3 separate regions of the Homo sapiens genome follow, and all the other regions are linked to region 1. Evidence: chromatin contacts called from ENCODE Hi-C or POLR2A ChIA-PET data. All regions are on one chromosome and are shown on one strand. The core of a region is the stretch at or near the end of the contact, and the rest is flanking DNA. Distances in the headings are between cores, read along the strand shown. Region 1 overlaps LOC101927995 (a long non-coding RNA gene). Region 2 overlaps LOC101927995 (a long non-coding RNA gene). Region 3 has its middle 160 kb from the start of LINC01985.

Evidence for each region. A loop is a pair of places that touch in the nucleus more often than their neighbours do. ChIA-PET counts read pairs that join two places held with the same protein, here RNA polymerase II (POLR2A). Pooled maps may share reads with other maps.
Region 2: a map of G401 shows a loop between it and region 1 (10-fold over the local background). The contact joins two enhancer-like sites. A Hi-C loop is called at or near these places in 3 of 168 maps with a recorded cell type or tissue (G401, HCT116 and endothelial cell of umbilical vein). POLR2A ChIA-PET finds 5 or more read pairs at or near these places in 4 of 52 experiments (A549, HepG2, IMR-90 and 1 more).
Region 3: a map of heart left ventricle shows a loop between it and region 1 (2.3-fold over the local background). The contact joins two enhancer-like sites. A Hi-C loop is called at or near these places in 2 of 168 maps with a recorded cell type or tissue (both heart left ventricle) and 1 of 50 pooled maps. POLR2A ChIA-PET finds 5 or more read pairs at or near these places in 2 of 52 experiments (MCF 10A and activated T-cell).

What each region holds. Positions count from the first base shown.
Region 1 is chr3:30,400,791-30,403,490 of GRCh38, forward strand. All of the region lies in intron 4 of LOC101927995 (a long non-coding RNA gene), which reads left to right. Among named protein-coding and RNA genes, the nearest start is that of LINC01985, 120 kb to the right of the region's middle. Within about 2 kb of position 1,404, at least 2 of the 41 ENCODE cell types and tissues checked have a DNase peak (open chromatin) inside an H3K27ac peak, as active enhancers do.
Region 2 is chr3:30,439,710-30,442,409 of GRCh38, forward strand. All of the region lies in intron 4 of LOC101927995 (a long non-coding RNA gene), which reads left to right. It overlaps LOC105377013 (a long non-coding RNA gene), which reads right to left. Exons shown (of 4, transcript XR_940683.2): 3 at 1,298-1,445. Among named protein-coding and RNA genes, the nearest start is that of LINC01985, 78 kb to the right of the region's middle. RefSeq lists a silencer at 1,268-1,562. Within about 2 kb of position 1,327, at least 10 of the 41 ENCODE cell types and tissues checked have a DNase peak (open chromatin) inside an H3K27ac peak, as active enhancers do.
Region 3 is chr3:30,352,791-30,355,490 of GRCh38, forward strand. It overlaps a transcript of LOC101927995 not described here. Among named protein-coding and RNA genes, the nearest start is that of LINC01985, 160 kb to the right of the region's middle. RefSeq lists a silencer at 2,207-2,501. Within about 2 kb of position 1,426, at least 12 of the 41 ENCODE cell types and tissues checked have a DNase peak (open chromatin) inside an H3K27ac peak, as active enhancers do.

The DNA of each region.
Region 1 (2,700 bases), core at 154-2,653:
CCCAAATAAACTACTTACATTTGAATCCTTCCTTCAAGGTATCCTTCTGCAAGAACTTAAACTAAGATAGAGGGACAGAAAATATTTAGAGCAATGAGACAGTCTGTCACAAAAAAATACAAAGGCTTCTTGTAATAATTAGCAGTCTTTGCCAGAAATTCTATCACAAAAACTGACCCATCCTCTCCATGCTTCTGCCCTCAAATTTATTTATCTCTTGGTCAGACCAGAAATGTTGTTTCCCAGAAGGGATAAGGACTCCTATAATAGATTATTTGCTTTCACTTCTGGACCACAGGAAGCAAGTGCAGTCATATACTCTAAACAGACTTTACTGCCCTGCCTTTCACAGGACCTCAAGCACGTTTACACACAGTTGCTCTCTGCTCCCCGATACTGGTGCTGTCTCTATCATGAGGGGATGTGTGACAGTATGTGCATACAATTCTATTTCGATGACTGTCTCCCTGACTTCCCTCTTCTGTCTATGAAGATCACCTTGTCAATGCTATTTTGCATGAAACAAGCCTCACATATATGCAAAGCGCTTTCTCTGTACACATATACAAATTAAAGCAGAGATATAATATTGTTTTCTCTTTTCTTTTTGAATCCAAAAGAAACAAGACAAAGACTAAAAATCTCTTCATTTTTTTTTCTCTCTCTCTCACACAGAGACTATACATACACTTATATATCAAGGAGCCAGTTTGATACTCATCGCTTGAAATACTTTGAGATAAACAAGTGTGATAGCCCACAATTTAGTACCATGTATTTTATAGGACAATGTAAACTACAAGTGAATGTCTTTCTTATGCTATATTTTCTTCTGTTTAGGAAGGAAATAAACAGAAAGAGATTTTCTTTCTATTTTGAAGGAAAACTAAAACAAAAGGAAAAACATCCTAGGCAATGCCGTTCAGAAACCAGGATTTGTTTATGAAATGTTTTAAAATCCATTAGTTTTAAAAGATTGATATGACCTATAATTGTCCTGTAATCGAATAAGGATAAGATCATAGCAACTACGAAACAGAAAGCAGAAAACCTGTGCTAACTGTGATCACTACATATAAGCTCAAAAATGTTTGTAGCTGTAATAAACTAGGTGAATGCTAAAATGTTCTTGTTTTCTAATGAAAAAAAGAATACTTTTTCATCTAAAGAAAAAGATTTTACCTATTTGTATACTGTTTTCCATTTTCTTTCTTGTCATTGTCTAGAAGGATGCAGGAGAGAGGCCTTTTGTCATGAGGCATCCATGATGCAGATGCTGATCCTATGTCAAATGTTTAGGTGTTACTTTCTGCACATGAAGAGGAGTGCAATGATTCATCATCTACCAGTCCAGAACAAGCTTGAGGCTACAGGGAGCAGCCTGTGCTTTCATTTGCACATGACCCCAGTGAAGCCAGGAGCTAGTTATTATTTCCTTGAAGAGATATCCTCAGGGGCAAAAAGTTAATAGATTTCACATGCAAGGGATATTTGTGGATTGAGGACACAGAGCTAGAGCTGACAGAATCTAGATATTAAAAACTATTACATCTGTTACATTAGGGTTACCAGTCTAGGAATCTAAGGTAAAATTAACAATTAAAGAACTGGATGCTTTGGCATAAGATTGGCAACATTTTAATTGTACTAAGTAAAGACATTAAGAAAAACCAACCTACAAACACTACTTATTAGCACTACTATTTTTAGAAAGTAGGACATTTGAATTCGTTCCCCAGATGACTACAAATTGGTTTATAAGAAACCACCAGTATGGTCCTTGTTTTCCTCCAGATTGAAATCCTTAGGCTGGTGAACACTGTGTGGTAACCCTGCTCCAGTCCAAGAATGGGCATTAGGGAACTGCTGCTTGAGGGAGCCCACTGAAGAGCTGCTGTCTCCTTGCAGGGTCTTAATTTTTTTTTTTTTTTTAAGTTTTCTAAAGGCAACTACTATATTTTTAATTTATTTTACTTTTCAACTTTCATTTTAAATTCAGGGTGTACAAGTGCAAGTTTGTTACATGAGTAAATTGCATGTCACTGGGGTTTGGTGTACAAATAATTTCATCATCCAGGTAGCAAGTATAGTCCCCAGTGGGTAGTTTTTGACCCTCACCTTTGTCCCACCCTCCAACCTCAAGTAGGTCCCAGTGTCTGTTCTCCTCTTTGTGTTCTTGAGTTCGTATCATTTAGCTCCCATGTATAAGTAAGAATATGAAGTATTTAGTTTTATGTTCCCCTGTTAATTTTTGCAGGGCTTTCAATGACCTTTGGATGGCATGCACTTCAGCCCAAAGCCTTGGGCTGATTCTTACCTGAACCACACAAATTTTCTAGCTGCTAAATTGTTTGGCAATAGATTTCCCTGATAGATTTATAGGACTCCATGTTCTAATGCCAAAGATGTCTCCTGTCACATAATTCTTGAACTGTCTGTTCACAGAAGTCTGCACGTGGATGCACAGAATGAATGAGAACAAATTCACTGGGCAAAGAGTTTTGCTACAAACAATTGCAAAAGTTTAGATAAACTTGTTGGACCATATTCCTAACTGATTCTCTCTCTCTCTCTGCTAAACAGAACATATATTTAAAATATAGACAGTCTTTTCTCTTTTAGAAAAACTTGAGCCAAAGATAAAGTGAGGGGAATTGCTATTTGGTAAAACACTTTCCTGGAGGACAATGCGGTGTATAT
Region 2 (2,700 bases), core at 77-2,576, 39 kb after region 1:
CACTCCTGTAATCCCAGCACTTTGGGAGGCTGAAGCGGGTGGATCTCGAGGTCAGGAGTTCAAGACCAGCCTGGCCAAAATAGTGAAACCCGTCTTTACTAAAATACAAAAAATTAGCCAGGCATGGTGGTGTGCCCCTGAAATCCCAGCTACTTGGGAGGCTGAGGCAGGGGAATCGCTTGAACCTGGGAGGTGCAGGTTGCAGTGAGCTGAGGTCGCACTACTGTAATCCAGCCTGGTGACAGAGCGAGACTCCGTCAAAAAGAAAATAAAAAGAAGTAAACTTATTTGCCTCTTTCTACAATTGGTACCTTTCTACAACAGAATGACTTTTTAAATTTCCAAAGTAATGGCCATTTATCGGCCAAGAAGTGAAATTAATAAAAAAGTAAATGGTTTGGCACATCCTCTCCTTTCCTGGTACTCAACCTCTTTTAACTGCAGTGAAGTCTCATTTGCTTAGGGAGTAGGAGATCAGCCTTACGGTTCCCAACTGCCTATTGGGTCAAGGCCATTTAAAAGGCAGATGGCAGCCAAGGCAAACAATTCAATACTCCTCAAGCATACTTTTCATTTGAAGTATTAGCCAGATTTCTTGTTTTCTTTCCAATGGACTTTCACAAAATCTGATTCTGATTACTAATTGATGAGAGACTATTGAGGTTTGGCCTTTGTTTCTCAGCCTTGCTCCTGACTGTCCAATCTACTGTTGTAAAGCATGCCATTTCACATTCTTGAAATTTTATTCTCTTCTATCTGTAAAATGAGTGGCAGTTCTCTAGTCCCCAGGAATGATTCATTCATCCTGGTGTGTTGACTCTCACATCATTATTTACTATCTATACAAATAAAAGGATTCAAAGAGAAATTACGTATTGCACAAATAATAAACTTGAAAAATTAATAAACAAAAACATGTAGCTGAGAACATCTGTTTACATTTCTCTTTGGGGCCTTAATAAAGAAGCAAGAAAATAAATAAGAATTATAAATTATTTCCGTCATAACTTCAACAGTAGGTGGCAATAAAAAAAACCTATATTTTCTAAAACTTGTGTATCCTATAGTATTTGTTGAATCTCCACCTCTTGGTCCTGGAATCATAGAGCCCTTTTTCCCTTATGTGAAATTAACATTGTTGAATCCAAATACACTGTGTGGGCAGGGGTCTTGTTCCTGTACCTTGCAAAGTTACTGAGGCCAAGCTCTGTGTTTGGACAAAACTAACAATACTTTCTAGAATTTTAAAACCCCTGACTACTTACGGTTGTGTTCTAAACATAGCATTCACACCAACCTGCTGTGGAAAGCACACAAAGTTCTTGGCAAAGCTGGATTTGCAGGAGTTGGAACAGCAGTGTGGTTTATCAGCAGGTTGAAAGAAAGAGACTTGACGATTGTGCTCTGCTTCTCACTCCTTCCCCAGGAATGTCTTTGTTATGACCCTGTGGGTTATGGCAAATGTAATTTCTGTCACCAGAGAAAAGGAAAGCAAGGAAAGGTGCCAGGAAAGAGAGACGGACATTTTTTAAAAATACCTATTATGAACCAGGCTCTGTGCTAGATAATGGAGACACAAAGGTGAATTATGGACACGTTTGCAACTTTGAATTGAATTATGGACAGGTTTGCAACTTTGACTCTGATGGAGGAGGCATATGTGTTCATAACAATTACAAGAGGGTGTGATACGTTTTATTAGAGCTGGAAGGTGACTTCGTTTTGTTCTCCCAATCATATTGAAGGGAAAACCCCATAGCACAGCCGTTAAAACCATGAGCTGCAAGCTCAAATTGACATGAAGCTTTAATACCAGCTCTGTCACTGGCTACATGTGTGCCTTTTCATAATTACTACTATTATCAAATCCCTCTTGAGTTTCAGTATCTTTATCTGTAGCACAGGGTTGGGGTGGAGAAGGGTGTAGCAATGGGGGATTATCATAAGAACTAAACCAAATAATACAGGCAGATATGTACTTAGGGCTTAGAAGACAGTAAGACTTAATAAAAATTATTTTCTCCTTTCATTATCCTTCCCATTTCACCAGTGAAAAATCAGGCCCAGGTATCTGTGCCTTGCCTAGGTTTGCAGGAGCTGATGAGAACAAAGGCAAAACTTGAACTCACATCTGATATGGAGCTCAATGCCTTTCCCTGGGCACAAGAGATGAAATTGTTGAAGCGACTCTGTCATGTTGTATGACCAGAGAGATGCACTGCTGTGTTCCAATGTTTTCCCTCTCCACATTTATCACTGACATTTGAAACTTCTTCTTTTCCTCACTTTGGAGATTACAGACGTTCCTAAATATCACAGACTGTCTTCCATTGACTCTCTTTTAAATCTGCTCACAGAAGAGCAAGATTTAAGTTTGTCCCTACCCTAAGGAAGGCCTAGTGAATCAGAGAATAACACGTTTTTTTCCTTCCATCCACATTCCATATGCCAAGAGATCCAGCATGTGAAATCCCATTGAAAATTCGCTTTCTCAGTCATTCAATAATCCAAATAGCTTTTTTTTCAGTATTTGTTTATGTGACAGGCACTGTATTAAAGGTTAGGGTTATAGCTGGAAAAGATAAAATCCTTGCCCTCAGAGAGCTTATATTCTGTTAAGGAAGTAAAAAATAAACATGGAAGCAAATAAATATATTCTGTATTTTTAAGCAGTAAAAAGTGCTGTAAAGAAAATAAGGC
Region 3 (2,700 bases), core at 176-2,675, 48 kb before region 1:
GACAGGAAATTATAGAAAGAAATTGCCAGAAGATGCAGAACATTGCTAGGCATAACACATCATTCAGCAGATGCAAACATTCAGGCAGGATGCCTCAAAAAAGTGTGTATGAGAAACTGTTACCATGGGAGTGAGGAAGGAAGAATTTGGCTCCTTCCCATCTCCTGTTTCATTGGTCCAAGTTTGCCCCATTAGAAGTTAACTTCTCTGTGCTTCTAAGTTGTATGATCCGGTCCTTTTGATTATGCCAGATTCCCTGGCCCAAAGTGCCTTTTTTGACTCTACTTTAAAAATGGGAGTAAAAGACAGAAATTCCAGGTGTCTGACTGGTAGGACTATTTGCACAGTGGCAGCCAAGAACAGTGCCAGTGAATGCTTGACCCCAGGTGGTAGAAATTACCATGGACACATCTAAATGGAATCAGTCAGCAAATGAAGTTCAGGGGTAGTTTTATTGAGGAAGTCCAAGGCAGGGGTCAGCCAGTCACAGCCCTCAGATCTGATCTAGCATGCCTCCTGTTTTTGTGTACCCCATGAGCTAAGAATAACTTTACACTTTTAAAGGGCCAAAAAAATCCAAAGAAGAATAATATTTTTTTTATTATGTTAAAGTCGGGCCTGGTTTTTTTTTTATTATTATACTTTAAGTTCTAGGGTACATGTGCACAACATGCAGGTTTGTTCATAGGTATACATGTGCCATGTTGGTTTGCTGCACCCATCAACTCGTCATTTACATTAGGTATTTAGAAGAATAATATTTTATGATACATACAAATTATATAAAATTCTAGTAAACCAGTGTCCATAAATAAAGTTTTATTGGAACACAGCCGTGCTCATTCATATATGTAGTGTCTGTGGCTGCTCTCAAGCCACAGAGCTGAGTAGCCCCAGAAGAGACCAGAGACCATATGGCCTGCAAAACATAGAATATTTAGGAGCAAGTCTTTTACAGAAAAAGCTTGCCAACCTTTGGCCTAAGGAATCCTAATAAGTGTATCTGAATCAAGAAGCAAAATGAAACATTCTCAGCAAAAATACAACAGGACTATATCACTTGAGAATTATGTTAAAAGCTGTAATTTTCACATGCCTACACATGCCTGCATAACTGTAAATGTGATCACACTCACAGGTTTATCCCTCTGAAGAGCCTTCCATGGTTACAGTTCCATGATCTATTTATAGAATCACCTACAAAAAGGCAAAATCACTTTTATGGCTTTAATCCCAATAGCAATAGTGCAACTCTATTCCCAGATGAAAATAATCTCAGAGCACTATTCTTGTATACAACAGGGCAAGAAAGAGAGTTAATATTATTGGTTTATTAAATATCAAATTCAAGTCATAAGTTTTGAATTTTAAAAACCTACTTGGGGAAAAATACACACACACAGAGAAACCACAGCCCTGAGCCTCTTCCTGACATGTGCATTAGCAGGTATACCACTTCCTGTGGTTATCATTTGAGGTGAGTTAAAGGTCCACAGTGTACCAGCTCTGTGCAAGATGAAGGATGCAGAGCCATGCTCATAATAGGCCCAGTTTTGTTGACAGCTAGAACCAGGAGGCAGTCCCTGTGACTGACTATATTAAGAACTCTGTGCAAAGAAATTTAGAGGATCTCTTTTATTTTGGGATTAACTACGTTCTGTTTATTCATTCACTCCAAAAGCACCCACTGTGATCCTGTTATGTACTAGGCACTAGGTGAGATGCTAAAGATTCTTACACAAATAGGACACAGTTCCTGCCTTGGCACTCAGATATTATCAAGAAACACCCCAGCCCCCATTGCCTGGACACTGTAAACTATGTATTCCCTCCAAGAATAGTCCTCTCTGGGGACCAAACCTCCCAGTGGAAAAGCATCAAACTATTCTTGGCTTCACTTCCCAAGGCCAGCCTGACCTTTCACGGCAACTAGAGAGCATGAGTTGCCAGAGTCATGAAAGTCTCTCCCAGTCTATGTGCCCCTGAGCCAGGCTTGTGCAGGGGCTGTTTTCCTAAGAGGGAGCTCAGCCCAGGCTCCCAGGGTTCCAGGAGGCCTCCACTGCAGTTATTGAGGTAGTCAGTTGGCCTTTCAGCAGCAGATCTACTTTCTGAGAACCAATTGTTCTTTCAGCACTTCAAAAAGGAGGTTTTGCTTGGGAGTCTTTAAGCACTTGGAGATAGGAAGCTGGAGTTTAATTTTTTTATGTGCTTTATGAGCAGCGAGGACTGAGAGGGATTCGCTTTAACTTGACTAGGCGTGGGGAGGGGTCTCTTTGAAACAGCCACTTGACAGCAGCCGTGTATACGATTAAATGTTCTCAGTAGAGAATCCCAAGGAACAATGGTTTTGAATGTAGTTACATATGAGGCAGCACGGTGTGGTGGAACACACAATAAACGCTAAATGCTCTTTGATTACTTTCCATCATTCTTGGCCATGCTCCAAGTGAAATGTGAATCTTTATTTGCACAGCTCTGTTCTAAAGGTTCATGAGAGCTGTGTGTAGGTCTTGGTGAACTGGAGTAAGATTTATTTCATCTGGTATCCTTTAAAACACTGAAAGCATTTTATCTTATTATAAGAATTTCACAAAGATATGATGGTAAGGGAGAGCACTTGATGGTATTGAAGACGTTTATCAATTATTTCTAGCAAACAAATCCTATCTTCAGTCATTTGCCAGTGTCTTAGGTGTAACT